Regions from separate parts of the Homo sapiens genome. Here region 2 is linked to region 1. A link is an interaction called in ENCODE POLR2A ChIA-PET data of the cell type or tissue named here. Cell type or tissue: OCI-LY7. All regions are shown on one strand. Each heading gives the region's core, and the rest is flanking DNA. Links, peaks and the distances in the headings are about the cores only. Region 1 has its middle 46 kb from the start of MIR17HG. Region 2 has its middle 8.4 kb from the start of MIR92A1.

Region 1 (9,084 bases), core at 625-8,624:
CATTAAAACAGGAAGGGGGAAGTCTGTCTCCATGATTCAATCACTTCTCACCAGACCCCTCTACTGACACATAGGGATTAAAATTTGAGATGAAATTTGAGTAGGGAAACAGAGCCAAACCATATCAGATATCATTACCACTTTCTTTTCTAATTACATCTTTTGAAAAACACTTTGAGTATAAAAACAATATTTCATTAGGAATTTGGTGAATAATGTAAAAATTGCATTAGATGTTTTGATTTTATAATTTTATAAAGTCCAGTAATATAAAATTATTAGAAACCAAACATGGGTGGGCGATGAGGCTAATTTTAGCAGTACGATGCTGTGATCATAAAATTTTCCAGATTTGCCTGAGTTCTCTGAATGTTTTCCTAAATGTGTTACTATTCGATGGGCAGCAAAGATCCAAACACCAGTTTAGGGAAAGAAATTTAGGAAAGGACTCCAGATTCTAGGACAGGAATTGGTAAGGGCTTGGAAGAACTTCAGTTCTATGGGGCACTGAGTTGTAAGCAAAACTGGAAATCAGAAAAACAGAAGCAAAAGCAGGCCCTGATCCATCAGACCTAGTGCACTGTGTTAGCACTGGACTGCTGCCCATAATGGTGAGTCTCAGAAGGTGTGGCTGGGACCATTTACATATCTGTTACTGAAACACCAGGGATTTGGTCTAGGTGCTGCTGCTCATTGCATGGAAAGCCCATCACTGACACAATACACTACTGACAAGGAAGAAGGCTTTAATTGGGCGCTGCAGCTGAGGAGTTGGGAGCTCAGTCTCAAATCCATCTCCCTGATGGACTAAAACTAGGGGCTCATATAGCAGGGAAGAAATGTGACAATGTGTAAGAAAACAGGAACTATTGAAGGGCAAGGAAGCAATCATGACGATTGAAGGGTCGGCATCTGATGTGGTGATCTCGTGAGTTTCAGTTATTTGACACTTTTTTTAAAAGAGGCCTGAAGGTTGGTTTTCTGAGGAAGAAATTTAGATAAAACAAATGTTAAGTTTCAAATTTTAAGATCATATGAGTCAATTTTTATGTTTATAAAAAAACTATGGGACTACTGGATCAGTTTCATATCCACTGTTACGCATAACTGCTAATCCTCAGAACCTTGGGTGTAACCTAAAGGTGGGCATAAACGATTATGGGGGAAAAAGGCAGATGGATTTATAAATAAGTGTGTCAGATAATTAATACAGTTGAAGTAGTGTGTCATCACTACATTTCTATAAATGAATTAGTCAAGGAGAAAAAATGAAATTATTATAGGAAACACAGGGAAAATTAAGATGATCATTATCTAAGAGTACATGTAACAAGGGCAGTTTTCTAAAAAAATGTCTTTCCTTCAAAAACTTGCCTATTTTTCAGCTAAGCGGCCTCTGCTTGACTCCTTGACATTGACTGCAAGAGTTGGCCTAATGACATGTTTCGTTTAGTTCCTGGAGGAGAACAAAAGATCTTTCTTTGTGAAAATCCAAACCATCCAACTTTAGGCCTATCCTTAGTATTCTCCCTGTGTGAGAGTCTGGGCAGAGGGAGGGACTTGGCTGATTTCAGGGCTCTGAGACTCTAATAAATCTCAAATCTGGGATTAAGTATAGTATTAAGATGAGTCACAAGAGTCCAGTGAACTTATTGTAAAATAAACTAATTGTAAGAGTAAATCTAAAACAGTTTAGTGCAGCCTCATAAAAGCAAAAAAAAAAGGACAGTTCTATAATTAAGAAAATCTGTTTGCAACACCCAACAGGAGAGAACAAGTCTTCTGACAGTAGCATTTTTATCTCTCTAAAGACAATACTTTATGATAGTGAAAATCTACTCACTGACTACTGAGACTTATTTAAAAGAAAAGATGTGTATTTATACTCATGCAGTTAACTTCTCCTGCAGTTAACTTCTCCTGGCAAGCTCTCTGGGTATGCCAGGCATTGGTAGTAAATAACAACAGAATAGGTTAACCTTCCTCCTTAGTAAAGATTTGATTAATAAGAATTTCCTCAGCTGGGCACAATTGCTCACACCTGCAATCCCAACACTTTAGGAAGTGGATGTGGGCACCTTGCTTGAGCCCAGGAGTTTGAGACCAGCCTGGGCAACATGAAGAACGCCATCTCTACTAAAAGAAAAATTAGCTGGGCATGATGGTGCATGCCTGTAGTCCCAGCTACTCGGAAGGCTGAGGTGGGAGGATCACCTGAGCCCAGGACACAGAGGTTGCAGTGAGCTGAACTCCAGCCTGGGCCACAGACCAAGAGCCTGTCTCAAATTAAAAAAAAAAAAAAGAATTTTCTCAAAAGTGATATCACAGGTCTCCTGCAATTCAAATGAAACCATAAAACATACAAAAAGTTTCCTTTCTCACAGCAAATGATAATTTAAAATTAGACTACAGAAAGGGAGGCTGAGACATAAAACCATGTACCACCTTTACTTTGCAGGCAGATTAGTGGCATGGCTTCACTGCTGTCTTTCCTGTTGCAACTGAAGTTTACATTAAACTCATAAGAGAAATAATTATACGTATACTGCTTAATTTTTCTTAATGCACTTTTGAAAAACCTGGCATTAAATTTCTTTTCTTTTTTTTTTGGCTGACTGTCTTTACAATTGCACTGGGATATTAGATCTATAAAGACAGGAACTTACTGTATTCCCATGTTTGAAATAATGCATGACACATAGTAGGTGTTGAATAAAAGAGTTGAGGCTGGGTGAGGCAGCTCATGCATGTAATCCCAGCACTTTGGGAGGCCAAGGCAGGAGGAATGCTTGAGGCCAGGAGTTTGAGACCAGCTTGGGCAACATTGTGAGACCCTGTCTCTACAAAAAAAAAAGTTTACAAAATTAGCTGGGCATGGTGGCATGTACTTGTAGTCATAGCTGCTTGGGAGGCTGAGGCAGGTCAATTGCTTGAGCCCAGGAGGTCAGGGCTGCAGCAAACTATAATCACACCACTGCACTCCAGCCTGAGTGACAGAGCAAGATCCCATGATATGGTTTGGAGCTATGTCCCCACCAAATCTCATGTCAAATTGTAATCCTCAGTGTTGGACGTGGGACCTGGTGGGAGGTGATTGGATTATGGGGGTGGAGTTCTCATGAATGGTTTAGCACTATCCCCTCGGTGCTGCTCTCGTGATAGTGAGATATCGTGAGATCTGGTTGTTTAAAAGTGTGTAGCCTCTCCCCTGCCCCCCTTTTCTTCCTGCTCTGGCCATGTAAAATGTGCCTGCTTCCTCTTTGCCTTCCATCATGATTGTAAATTTGCCAAGGCCTCCCCAGAAGCAGAAGCTGCCATGCTTTCTCTACAGCCTGCAGAACGGTGAGCCAATTACACTTCTTTTCTTTATAAATCACCCAGTCTCAGGTATTTATTTATAGGAGTGCAAGAATGGACTAATACACCCTGACTCAAAAAAAATGAATCAATGGATGAGTGAACAAATGGATATTCTAAAGGACTGTTTTTCTAATTGGGTGTTTGTACTACAATCTCATGAAGGAAAATTTATCTTACAGGAGAGTGATGACAAAGGGGACAAAGCTAAAGGAAATGGTGGTCTTTCTTTACCTAGCAGGCTCATGTACTCTAAAATAAGAAATAGTGCCTGTAATCCCAGCACTTTGGGAGGCCGAGGTGGGCGGATCACTTGAGGTCAGGAGTTCAAGACCAGCCTGGCCAACATGGCGAAACCCTGTCTCTACTAAAAATACAAAAAAAAAATTAGCTGGGCATAGTCGGATGCCTATAATCCTAGCTACTCAGGAGGCTGAGGTAGGAGAATAACTTGAACCCTGGAGGCAGAGGTTGCAGCGAGCCGAGGTTGCACCACTGCACTCCAGCCTGGGCAACAGCAAGACTCCAACTCAAAAAAAAAAAAAAAAGAAAAAAGAAAAAAAGAAAAAAGAAAAAAAAAAAGCAGAACCCCAGCCATTTCATGTCTCTGATTTCCATCTTTGGCTTATAATTGGTTTATATTTTCTAACGTGGGATGTTTGTTATGGGATAGTATTAGAAAGTAATGTGTTTCAATAGATAAGCTATCAGTTAGATGAAAGTTCTAGGCAGAAATATGCATTTTATTCAGTAGTTTGCAAGCTGGAGGTTTTCCCCAAGTACTAATGAGATCACAGCAGAAAACCCACTTAATTTCCCTCTGAGTTGGGTCACTTCCATAAGCAGAAACTAGTGCACTTTATGGGGCTCTTAGAAACTTGTTTTGATTATTTCACTTCCTATTTTGGGCCTAGGTTATTTCATCAGTGAAACAGAATTATGGAGGTAAAACTCTCCTGAATGTACACCTACACTTGATATATGTATATATATTTTAAATATTGAAATACGTAGTTTCTGCAGATAATCTTGAAATTTGGCTGAGGATACACATTAGAAGAGTTCTTGGAATATAGTAAGCACTATTTAGATATTAGCTGTTATCATTGTGATTATTATTTTGATGATACCACTCAGTAGCTTAAGTGCTTAATAAAGAATTGATTTAGGCCGGGTGTGGTGGCCATGCCTATAATCCCAGCAATTTGGGAAGCCAAGGCAACAGGATCTCTTGAGCTTAGGAGTTTGAGATCAGCCTGGGCAGCATAGTGAGACCTCATCTCTACTTAAAAAAAAAAAAAAGTACCCAGGCATGTGGTGGTGAGTGCCTGTAGTCTCAACTATTCAGGAGGCTGAGATGGGAGATGGCTTGAGCCCAGGTGGTTGAGGCTGCAGTGAGCCATGATTGTGCCCAGAGAGCGTGTCCCTAAGAAAGAGAAACAACCTGTAATGAAGCCTTACTGCTAAATAGCTCACATTGGAGAGGATATCACGAATTCTTACATTTGATGTCATGCGTTGATAAAACATTAAAAAGTTAGACTCAGGTAGATATATGTAGACATGTGGATGTGGGGTTTGTTTTGTTTTGTTTGAGACAGGGTCTCAATCTCTTGCCCGGCTGGAGTGCAGTGGCGCCATCATGGCTCAACACAGCCTCAACCTCCCAGGCTCAAGCAATCCTCACACCTCAGCCTACAGAGTAGCCAGAACTACAGGCTTGCACTGCCACACCCAGCTGATATTTGGATTTTTTTTTTTTTTTTTGAGACGGGGTCTCACCCTGTTGCCCAGTCTTGGATGTGGAGTTTCAGGTTTTTTTGAAATGTTGGACCCTTATAGGAAATTGAGGCATCATCTGTGAAATAATTTTTCCATCACCAAAAGAGTTATACCAATCTCCTATTCTTTCAAAAAATGGTTTGCTAAATTGATCTTAACTATGTAAAGAAATGTCTTCAAATATCTGATGGCCTCTATGTACCACTAAAGAGTACCATCATGGTGTAAGTATAGCATATTTTTAAAAGTTTTTTAGGGGTTCAGAAAAGCTCTATAATATTTTTACTATTTGTATAAAATCTCAGTATATATGAGATAAACTAGAACTAGGTGTTGCTTACACACTTAAGCCAGATCTCATTTAGTCAAAGAATGAATTCAACTGTTTGACATAAAGTAGCTAGTTTTCATCAGTTATTACAAATACGTTTAGAGAGCACACCCAACACTCAGATATTGGTGTCTAATATTATTCCACAAGAAACCAGGGCTCTTTGGAGAAATGGCTGATCTCTAGGAGAAGACAGAGTAAGTATAAGATGAACCCGGAATGAAAATCTTATTGTGCCAGAAGGTAAGGAAGAACTAAAAACAAACAGATAAAAGCCAAAAAGAAGTACAGTCTTCTGTCCATATCTGCGGGTTCCCTATCCACAAATTCAGCCAATGAGGATTGAAAATATATTTTAAAAAAGGATGGTTGCATCTGTGTTGAACATGTACAGGCTTTTTTCTTGTTATTATACCCTAAACAATACAATATAACAACTACTTACATAGCATTTACATTGTATTAGGTATTATAAGTAATCTAGAAGTGATTTAGAGCAGTGGTCCCCAACCTTTTTGGCACCAGGGACCAGTTTTGTGGAAGACAATTTTTCCACAGACCAGGGTTGGTGGGGGGTGGGGGTGGTGTATTTTCAGAAAGATTCATGTGCATTACATTTATTGTGCACTTTATTTCTATTATTACTACATATTCACTGTAATGTAGAATCAGTGGTGGCCCTGAGCTTGTTTTCCTGAACCTGGATGGTCCCATCTGGGGGTGATGGGAGACAGTTGATGGATCATCAAGCATTAGCTTCACATAAGGAGCATGCCACCTAGATCCCTCGCAGTTCACAATTGGGTTCACGCTCCTGTGAGAATCTAATGCTGTTGCCAGATCTAATAGGAGGTAGAGCTCAGCTTCACCTACTGGTCTGCAGCTCACCTCCTGCTGTGCAGTCATGTTCCTAACAGGCCACGGACCAGTTCTGGTCCATGGTATGGGGGTTGGGGACCCCTGATTTAGCATAGACAGGAGGATGTGCACAGGTTATATGCAAATACTACACCATTTTGTAGTACCAAGGACTTGAGCATCCATGAGTTTGGTGTCCTCAGGGCTCCTGGAACAAATCCCCCAGGGATACTGAGAGATGACTATGTTACAGGGACATAGGATCCAGCTTGAGGGGGCTGCTACTGGTCAAATCTGGGCAATTGGAGCAGCAAAATAATGAAGTCCAGGGATGAATTATAAACCACAAAAACCACGATGAAATGTCTTCCTGCACCCTGATAATCATTTGATAGATGAATGGATACATAATGGGTACATAAAACAAAGATACATAAATGGATACATAAAACAAGGAAGGAACTCAGGAGAGGGGAGGCTACTGATCACAGTAGCATGCTCAGGATTGACTGACAAATGTTGAGGAAATGCTGGAGTTGAAAAATCAGGCTTTTGCAGCCATCATAGTAAAGATCTGCTGAGGAAAGAATCATCAGTGAATACTACATTTATATGATCAGAATTATCTTCATGGTCTTGAAGAGTCTCTTCCTAGACTTCATCCTAGATTCAGGGGGAAGATTAGTAATTGCACAGTGAAGAAATCAGAAAACACCTTGGCTAGAGACCCAAATTAACTTCATTAGTAAGGGGCAGATGAACATTGAATACCACCTGAGAGGCGATAACATCATCAATGCAGTATCCCCACCTGGGGATGCATAACCTGAATCTAATCATGAAGGTGTGTCAGGCAAACATGAAATGAGGAATATTCTGTTAGAATATAGGACTTTATTATTTATAAGTGCCAGTGTCATCAAAGAAAAAGGATGGCTAAAGAAATGTTTCAGATTAAAGAAGGCTAATGAGGCTTAACAATTAAAAACAATTCCTGAATCTAGACTGGATCCTGTACTAACGGAGAAAAGTAATATAATGGATATTATTGGGTCATGTGAGAAAACTGGAAGCATGGTGGTTGACTAAATAAGGGTGTGTTAGTCTGTTTTCACACTGCTGATAAAGACATACCCAACACTGAGTAATTTATAAATGAAAAGAGGCTTAGTGGACTTACAGTTCCATGTGGCTGGGAAGGCCTCACAGTCATGGCAGAAGGTGAAAGGCATGTCTTACGTGGTGGCAGGCAAAGAGAGAATGAGAACCAAGCAAAAGGGGTTTCCCCTTATAAAACCATCAGCTCTCATGAGACTTATTCACTACCAGGAGAACAGCATGGGGAACCTGTTGCCGTGATTCAATTATCTCCCACCTGGTCCCTCCCACAACACGTGGGAATTATGGGAGCTACAATTCAAGATGAGATTTGGGTGGGGACACAGCCAAACCATATCAAAGTGTTAATTGCTGAAGTTAATAATTATATTAAGTTATTGTATTGTGGTTAAGTAAGGCTATCCCTATGTGTAAGCAACATAAGCTGAGACGCTTAGGAGGAAGAGTCATGAAGTATATTACTTACCCTCAAATGTTTAATAAAACACACATATACATCCAATTAGAAAACAAACAGAATAAAATGTTAGTATATAAAGGAATATATGGCACTTTTTGTACTAGCTTCCTTTTTGTTTTTTTGTACATTTGAAATTATTTCCAAATAAGTTTAAAAAACACATTTATATCTTAAACCTATTTAAAAAATTTAACTCTGCCTGCCAAAATTATTTTGATGAAATAAGATTTTAGACCAAAATGAATATTCCTATATTAAATAATTCAAATTTGATAATAATTAGCATGTAGTATGCTACTTATGAAGCCAATTTTATTGCTTTTTAAATATTATTTTTAGATTTCTAAAAACACACCCTTGGAAAAACTTTATGTGTCATCTACGAGTTTTATATAGTATTGGAAAAACACTGATTAAACAATAGATAGACCAATAGATCAACTGATAAGTAATATTGTAAGGAAATCAGCAAAAGATTTTATTTAATTATTATTTCTCTTGGAGAACCAGCAATAAGATGATATTTTAAAAGACAATAAAAAAATTAATAAAAAATTCACTTTTTAACTTTATTTTCACTTTATTTACTTCACTTTTGCTTTTCACTATTTGTTTCTCATTTGAAAATTATTTACTATTGCCTGTAATAAGTGTAGTTAATATAACAGCTCTTATCTTAAACAAACATTGTACTGATGGTTGCAAAGGTACTAAAACATAACCTTTTTCACCCATAGACATAAGATTCCTTATCAGTTGTAACAAATACATCTTTTGTTCACAGATACTCCGTTAATAAGTGAATGTTTCTATTCCATTATTTACATTAAAAAGTTTCATTTGACTTTGCTAAATGGCACCCTGTGCTGCCCCAAAGATGAAAGCCTTAATGTGTTTCCTGCTTGGAGAATATGAAAAATTAGAGCAATTCTGGAATATTGCCACTTCATTTTCAACAGGACATCTAAAGTATTATCAGTGGTGTAATTTTAAAAGTATAGATCAACGATGGTTAAGCTCTTTAAATCCTTAGTTATCCTACATCCCACAACATTAATATTTTAAGGGGCAGCCATCCGACAACACATTTTGTAGGAAAAATAACAGATTCATAATGTTGTATTATTTATGTACAGTAGTCATCACTGTGAATTCTGTTAATAAAAGCAAATAGCAT
Region 2 (9,084 bases), core at 697-8,696, 58 kb before region 1:
ATTGTATATTTTTTAGCATTAAAAAAAAAACTACAGGTTTAAAATCAAATACCAAAAAATAAAGTACAGAAGAAAAAATGACTGAAAATTTCACTACACAGGTAACACTGCAACAGACCTTTTTGCATGTATTTCTCCCAGTCTTTCTTGTGAGAATATTTTATGTAATTCTCTCCCTAGTTTTCATAAAAATTATGCTCATTTTAAAGTATTTTTTTCTGATCGTAACAGGAATGCGATTATTCTATAACATTTGGGAAAGGTATAAACTCAAAATACTAAAACTCCAAATTTTTCTGTTCAGTGATAACTAATGTTAATATTTTGTTGCTATTTCCTTGGATTTTGTTAGCATAGTTATCAAAATGTATAAGCTGGACTGAAAGGCAATACAGCAGTTAAGAGAACTTGTGCTAGAGCCAAACTACCTAGATTTAAATCCTGGTTCCTCTGTTTTATCAGCTTTGTGAACTTGGTCCGCTACATCTCTCTCTGCCTCAGTTTCCTTATCTGTAAAATGGGAATAATTATCACAGCAATTACCTCAGACTGGAGTTAGGATTAAATGAATACTCAATGCTTGACAAAATTGTTAGCTACCATTATCATCTTTAAATAGTTAACAAGGACATTCACAAGTCCTACAGGAAGGATGGAGGGCTGAGTAAATCGTAACAAAATTACTCAGGCCACTCAATAAGATTTTTTAAGGTTATAAAAAAACCATTCTCCAGGTTTTCACCCAATAAAATTACCTTCATGTTCTCTAATGCACTTCTGCAGCAGGGCAGATTTATTCGTCTATTACTACTTTGTTTCTGCTAAGGAACTAAACCAGTAGGGACAGCAGTGATTCAGAGGAGGCGGCGGCATAATTAGCTGGGTTTTTCTTAGCAGTATCCACTATTACTGTTAATAGGGATCAAACCATGGTCTCCTCTCACTGTATTGTGGCAGAATTTAGGGTTCTTGTTAGCAACAAACACGGTTTCTTAATCCCATCTAACTACCACCTCCTTTTCTAATCCATACACTATTAAATGATTCTGGACCAAGCACTTCCAGTGCTTTCTTATTGCCTTCTGTCTCTAATCTCCTGTACACAGTTACAATGAATTTCAGCCCACATATTCAGGGCAAGGGTAATGGCTTTTTTTTTTCTATGCTGGTCTTTGGACATCAGGCCATGAATGTCACTGCTATGTTGTCTCTTGTTCAAACTGGAGGCCTTTTCAAGCATGACTTTCAGGCATATAGAGATCCTTATGCAATCATTTAAATTTACTGTATTGTTTATGCACATGTTTTTCATTTTCCAGTAAGGGAAACAGTTGAAATCCAAAAGCCAAGCAAATTCCTTATTTTTCTTCCTTTTATGAGACTGAATAAGAACTGAAAAAATGGAAGAAAGGACATGAGGTAAAGGGAGGTATCTGGGGAAAATCTTCAGGTAATATTTAAAAATATATTGCTACATACACATCCTTACTGTTCTTTGGGCATGGATTCATGAGATTAAAAAATATTTGAAAGACATTTAATGCTCAAACTAATATGGCTTCAAGATAAGTACCTTACAAATTCCTTTTAATTTGAGGTGACTAGGAAATAAGAGACACTGTTATGAATATAGACCAATAAATAGGCAGTTAAGTTTACGGGGCAGTAACTTAATAAATCTGCTAGAAAATAACTTGGCCTTGAGCAACTGTTTCAAAGTATGCCATTATTTAAAATAATTACTTTTGCCCCTGAGTTTTCCATATGAATGTAAAACATTCAACTGAAACTCAAAATGTATTCTGACTACCTAGATAGGTCTACAAATTCTTAAAGTGTTGTAAGAATAGATAGGGTTAATAATTACTAAATTCTTAACCATGTACATATTATTTAGAGATACAAATATGGGGGGGAGGGGAAAAAATGGAAGCAAGCAAACATGCATTATTGCAATTCCAACAATTCCTCAAAAAATAAAAACCCCAAAACTACTAAAGATCTATGGAGTGAAGCTGTGATGTCATCAAACAACTTTTCTAAAATATTATTTGTTGTATTCCCTGTGATTGTGTACAGTGATCAAATTTGCCAGATAATTGCTTAACTCCACTTCAGTTTCCCTTTGTAAACAAAGTCATTGAGTCAACATAAAAGACTCAAACAGTTTCAAAAGTGGAACATTTTGAAAGCATTTTGTTTGCTAATACAAATATACCTTATGGTTAACTATTTAGTAGAAATTGATTTCCTCAAACTTGGTCCAATTATTTGATGAGTCTAAGACAGAACAGCGTCAGTAGCACTTAGGCTGTTACAACATGGTTAATGTGTAAAAACCAATCATTAATCTCATAATTTTCTTTAGCATCTTTGTAGCATGTGCTCTGTGCTTAGCATTGTATTTTTTTAAAAGTGGGCAAAGGTCATGGCTAACTCATTCTCAACAATAGGCATTATATAACATGCCTGCTTAATTGCTGCAATGTAACCTCATTGAATTATCAAACTTTAACACTTTATTAGTAGTCTTTTTTCATTTTAAGGCTCATCACTACTTCCATATCCTAGATCCTATCATTATCCAGAATCAGATGTGTTTTAAGAAACCTATAATTTAAAATTGAATTACATGACTGCTAAATGGATTGTTGTCCCTTTTTTATAAACCAAATCAATACAAAGCAATAACCCTATACAAAATATGAAAATTGCTTTTAGATGACATCCTTTTGGAGACAGACCTATGATTAAAATATTAGACTTTAAATATCAGCAGGATTACATGTCTTTAAAATGAATAAAATGTGTTTAGGGTCTTTGATATTCCAATATTCCATCATCATTTTAAGAAGGCACAGTACTTTACAGCAGTGAAATGCCTCAACTCCTATATAAACAAAAAAACCAATAATTTATTCTGATAGTAATATCAATCAACCAAGACTGAATGGTTTCACTTGGTACTAAACTGTACATTCCATTTTGGGGTGGAAAAAATATTAAATATTGGATTCGTCATACTAAGGATCGTTCTGTGACAAAATTGCTTTTTTAAAAAAACAACCTAATTACTGTATTTATGTATGCTAAACTAGATGCAGTAACAAGACTCTTCTAATTACCTACCTGTCATAATGTGTATCAAGCACACACAGTACTGCAGCAGTTATTTCCCCCTCTGAACTCACTTTCTGAGTATTGGTTAACACTTCATTTTATGAATTCTCACTGTGCAGACATGAGACTCATCTGAAAATCACCTGCAATCTTCTTGAGGACACACATGCTTTGTTACAGGGTCATGCATGTTTATTTTCATAGACATCCATCAGTTCACTCTGCAGCTTACTTCCCAAAGAGTGATTTGGTGAAGAACATAACAGCCAAAAAGTGAAAAAGACAGATTGCGGTCCTGAGGTAGGACTCATTTCTAATTTCCTAAATTATAAAGACAAAAACAAACAAAACCTAATTTGAGATCTGTTCTGAACTCTTTTATCACACTATGACCGACCAACAAAGTTCCCGGAGCTGACCAGAACCACTATCCCACCCCAGCCAGCCATTCATTGCCACCGTTACATATTACTTATGGATGTGCAAATAACCTTTTCTTTTCTTTATATCCACTGCCTCATTCCCCGCTACACACATACTATTGTCTTTATACTCTCCACCAAAGCAAGCATAACCTTCAGCCTCTACCTCTAAACAAAATTTGGCATCAGGAGACTGAGAAATTTAAGAATGGCATGAAAATGTCTACTGCAGTACATCAAAGAACAGTTGAATTGTAACATGATGTTTAGGAGAAATCTCCAATCCATTCAACAGCTATCTATTGAATGCCTACTTTGCAGTCATTTTGGGGAATACAAAGTAAGATTTGTTCCTTGTTCAAGGAGCAGAGGTTTAATAGAAGCTCTTACTGCTGGGCCAGAGTATCAAGGGCCAGGACTTCCCATTGACTAGGGGCAAACCACCAGTTGTCTACATTTCCAATCACTAAAAATAACCAGGGCTTGCATGTTATAAAATTTAAGTAAAACTGACTTGAATACAAACTACTTAAAATTTTTCTGTGCTTAATTTTAATTAAAAATGTTCTTATTTCTGTCTCCTCCTTTTTGTCTTTTGCTTTGTGGGCTGTTTTCCTAGCCTTTTTCCTGGTGATTTCAAAGTTAAGTATAGTCTTTTATTCTGCTAGTGGTTGCTTTGAAATACTATTTCTGTACTCTAACAAAGTAGAGGATAAATTGCTTATTTACTTTTTACCTGTATTTAAAAGCTCATTTTCCAGTTCTGGCTAATGAGGTTTTAGACCCTGATGGTCTCTTTACATTGTGTCATTTCTAAAAGCAACTCTTTAATGTTTACTTAGATAGGTTAACAAAATTTCACTTATTTTGTGGTTTCCCCATTCTGAAGGTTGACTGATAAGGACCTACATTTTCTAGAATGTTTGCAGGAAGTATATTATAAGCTCTTCTCGTCTGAGAAAATCTTTTCTTTAAAACCTCCATAAACTGGCACTTAAATACCGTAGGAAAACATTGAGACAGCCCGAGTATGTTCTATTTTTTATTGGATTAAGTATTTTCCTTAGCTCATTCATTTCACTTACGCTGTCTGAAAACAACTCTAAGCAGTTATGTATGCCTGGAACTATAACCATGTCCAAAACCAACACAATTCCCTAAGACAGGCAGAATGACCTCCAACAATATCCAAGTCCTAATCCTAGAACCTGCAAATGTGAAATGTTACAAGGGGAATTAAGACTGCCAATGAGCTGACCTTAAAATAAATTATTTCTAAATATTTGGATGGGCTCAATATTAATCACAAGGGTCCTTAAAAGTGAAAGAGGGAGGTAAGAGGGGTCCAGTGTGATGCAGACGCCACCTGCTGCTGCTAGATATGAAGATGGAGTAAGAGACCGTGAGCCAAAGGCAGAGTCTTCAGAAGCTTGAAAAGATAAAAAAAAAAAACCTTGCCTCCCCTAAAGACTCTAGGGACTAATACAGCCCTGCTGACACCTTAATTGTAACCTAGTGGGACCTGTGTCAAGACTCCTGACCTACAGAACTGTAAGATTTCAAGCCATTAAAAGTTTGCGGCCTTTGGGAGCCCGAGGTGGGCAGATCACAAGGTCAGGAGTTTGAGACCAGCCTGGCCAACATGGTGAAACCCCATCTCTACTAAAAATACAAAAATTAGCCAGGCGTGCTGGTGCAAGCATATCTGTAATCCCAGCTACTGGGGAGGCTGAGGCAGGAGAATCGCTTGAACCCAGGAGGCAGAGGTTGCAGTGAGCTGATTGGGTCACTGAACTCCAGCCTGGGTGACAGAGCAAGACTGTCTCAAACAACAAAAAAAGTTTGTGGCAATTTGTTAAAAGCAGTAATGTAATGAATTCAAAATAACAAAATATCCAAATACACATAACTATAAATTGTAGTTAAGTACTTTGAATAAAACATGGCAGAGATTAACTGAATAGGGGAGGGCAGTCAGAAAAGGCTTTGAGGAAGTAATATTTTAGCCAAGACCTATAAGCAGCAGCTGCATCAGCCTTGCCAAGTGCGGTTGAATAACAGAGGCCTGACAATGTTTGCCTTAGACTTGTGCTCAAGTTATCAACTTAATGAAAATCCTCTCCCTTCCTCTCTTCCATCTCTACCCTCACTAAAATCTATGTGCCCCCAAATGTTAATATTGTATTCTCATCTTTCAGTTATCCATGCCACCAACCTGCCTAGGTATCCTGTGTGCTTCAGGAAGGGAACAGACTTTCAGTGGTACTGTCAACAGAGATGGTACACAAAGCTCAAGCCTGAATGTAATCTTGTTCCTCAGACCGAGTTCAGGTGGGCAGAGTGGAGCTGAAAATTCACTTTGAAGTTGAGGAAAGGTTTATTTTCCAGCTGGATGTGAACATGATAGCTACCTTTTTGATCAAGATGGGAAAGCCTACCTAAGCTTACAATTTTTGGGGAAAGACAACACACTTAAGTTGCCTAAGCTATTAATGGAGGAAACTGGTACTTGAACCCAGAATTCTCCGTCCTAAACATTACACTGTAAGACTTCTTAAATAGTTCTTTAAGCTTCTCAACCGATTAGCCAAGTATTACATGACTCAAAGAGAATAGAATTCAAGTTTAGTTTACATTTGTTTCCTAAAATTAATCTGAGGTGCCTTTCTCAACTTCTCTTTATCATCATCCATCTTCTCATGTCACACACTCGAAGTAACTGGTTTAACACGTTGTTTTGTCTCAGGAAGCCAAAAGGACAACTCAAAATTTAATTGAGGCACCACGATTCAGTGCAGGGCTTCTTGTACTCCTGAACCTTCTGCAGGGAGTGAACCTGAGTTAGAAAACTATAGTATTCTGGTACTTGATAGTCTAAATTTCAAAGTAATACAGAGAACAAACCAAACCGAAAAAAAAAACACACCTGACTATACCTATTAGCAGAGCCTTCTCACATCCACGCAACATCATGAAAACTAATCTGTCACAAAGCACAACTTCTCAGCACTTTTGTTACTTTGTTCAGTGCTTTCACATTCACCCTATTGCTGCTGTCAGTTGCTTTCTGAGATTTAGAAGCTGGGTTTTACATTTACTTCCAACAGATGAACATTACATATCCACACAAATGGAGCATCTATCAGTTGGTTTTTTTCTTGATCCCCCACTTCTAGGCTTTCCTTCATTTTTGCTGGGATTACTGTACACAGCAAATCCTTTTTACTTACTCTGTTTTCTTGCTCCACCAACGTTGCTCTAATGACTTTTTACCACACCGTCAATAATGCACTTTGCCCCCATACTAGTCTTGTTTTGCTTTTCTCTTTCAGACCGTCTCATCCTAGAAGTAACATTCACCCACGGGCATTTCCACTTACCTGTTCAGTCTATTCAGTGCCTTCTACACACCAGGTACCATTTTAGATGTTGAATAAGCATCCATGAACCACACATCTTCAAATCTTTGCCCTTGGAGGCCTTATATCTTAGAGATTAATTGGGGGGATTAAAAAACGAAGCTCCCAATTCAGGTTTGGAAGGGGGTGGGAAGGACCTGCACTTCCAATATCCCAGGTGATGCCACTAATTCAGGATGATGATGCAGAGAACAGGAACAGAGTATGCAGTTTAAGGGAGAGCCAGTCTGACATCTGTGTACAAGGACTACAAGGAAACAAGACTAAGTCATAGGTATCCGGAGTGGGAAGTTCCCAAACTAAGGGAATAGCAAATGCAGTCTGAAGTGGAAGTCTGCCTGGAGAGGATAAATGATAGGAACTGGGGGAGCCAAAACACTTAAGTGGAAAGGCAGTTGTATTAAGACATCAGTAAATGAGCTGGGGTCTCAATCAAGTTTCGTATTTTAAAAGGAGTATTCGTAAGTACAGTCAAGGGCAGAATCATAGGTTATAAACACAAGACACTCAGAATATGGCATAAACATCTTTTCTAACTTGAAATTTAGATGCAATCTTGAGTATTAGAAAGTACAATTTTGACAATTATTCTGAGGGTAACACTAGAAAACTGTGGACTAAGTTTTAAACACAAAACCAAGGGAGTTTTAGATGAAAGCCTTAGAGGAGAATCTAAATGCTGACGATAACCTATGTCTAAAGACATGGCTTGTACCTTGTGCACCTTACTTGTTCAGAATGATGGTGGCCACTGTGACAGTAGCCAACCAAGGAAATACAGGTATAGCACAAAGACAACTACACACCTGGCCTGTTAGGTGCTGTTACCAAAACAAAGTATCATTGGAGAAGAAAAAGGGAAGTTACTGAAATTGAAGAGTAAGGAAAAGCCTGTGGATTTAGAAATAAATGTGGGGTTGGGGCACATATTTTGTCAGTCAGCTATAAAACTGAGTAATGACTGCATGAACCATAAAAATAGTTTACTGGTCTCTTTCCTGCATATAAATTCTAAGGTGTTTTGATGTTCTTCTGCATTCCTATGGCTCAGCATTTCCAACAATTCAGGGTAGTAGATATATCCTTAAGTATATACAGCAAAATCAACAGGTATTTCTCAAAATACTTGTCTGCGCAGCATCCTGCCCCAAAGACTCTAATATAGTGCAGCTAGATTAAGATTCCAGGTCTTTACGTCTTAATAATTTTAAGACAACTGGTTAAGAACCTTTTCTTGGTAAATGCATAATCACTTTAGAATTCCTAGCACCACCTTACAGGACCCCAATTTTCATCTACTCTTGGAACATTCACTAGTCTCATCTAGTTACCCCAACCTGCTGAACAGTGTGGTATTCCATCTGGATCAGTACATCTCAACAAGTGCAGAACTGATGTCGTCGAAGCTTTTTTTCAATCTTTTTCAGTCTATGTAAGTTGAAGTCAACATTAAACGTACTAAAAATTCACAGTATATATGCTTTTATAAACAAGTGTGAACAATTAGTACATGCTCACCTCTACTAATATACTGACAAATCTAGGTCTTAAAAGTAAACATGCAGTTATTAAGGATTTAGTATATTCAACCTGAGATCTAATTACTAATCACTTAGGAGTATACTAACATTTCATTTCGGGGAACTTACTACCAAACTCAGGTCTTTGTTATTTACCTCTATGACTAACGCATTTATGTCGGCACTTACTTAAGTTAGCCCTATGTATCTGTGGTTCCTGCATCCAACCACAAACAGACTGAAAATACTCAGGAAAAAAAATCTCACGAAGTCCCCAAAAGCCAAACCTGAATTTGCCACACGCAAATACTATACTGAATCTACATGAATAATATGTAAGATATTTTACCAGATTATTCAAGCAATATATAGACAGCTTAAAGCATACAAGAAGACATGTATAGATTTACATGCAAACACTGCACCACTTTACATAAGGGACTTGAGCACCTGAAGAATTTGGTATGCACTGAGGGTCCTACCAATCCCTCCACTGATACTGAGGGTCAACTATGCTAAAACTCTGCATGAGCCTAGATTTCTTGTGTTACTGGCCATAGACAGGTACAATCTCGTACCTCATTTAAAAAATATTTACAATGA

Evidence for each region. Peaks named below come from ENCODE experiments on the same cell type or tissue, not always from the same donor. Only the 100,000 strongest peaks of a DNase experiment are listed, where the experiment ranks them.
Region 2: POLR2A ChIA-PET joins it to region 1 with 27 read pairs; 9 of 35 experiments call an interaction of 5 or more read pairs at or near these places.

What each region holds. Positions count from the first base shown.
Region 1 is chr13:91,297,391-91,306,474 of GRCh38, reverse strand. No RefSeq gene overlaps it. Among named protein-coding and RNA genes, the nearest start is that of MIR17HG, 46 kb to the left of the region's middle. In OCI-LY7, for the core only: no CTCF peak of the experiment used is centred there; a DNase peak (open chromatin) is centred at 4,204; H3K4me3 peaks cover 290 bases.
Region 2 is chr13:91,355,173-91,364,256 of GRCh38, reverse strand. No RefSeq gene overlaps it. Among named protein-coding and RNA genes, the nearest start is that of MIR92A1, 8.4 kb to the right of the region's middle. RefSeq lists an enhancer at 5,776-5,825. In OCI-LY7, for the core only: no CTCF peak of the experiment used is centred there; DNase peaks (open chromatin) are centred at 4,986, 5,586, 6,436, 6,716 and 14 weaker places; H3K27ac peaks cover 3,457 bases.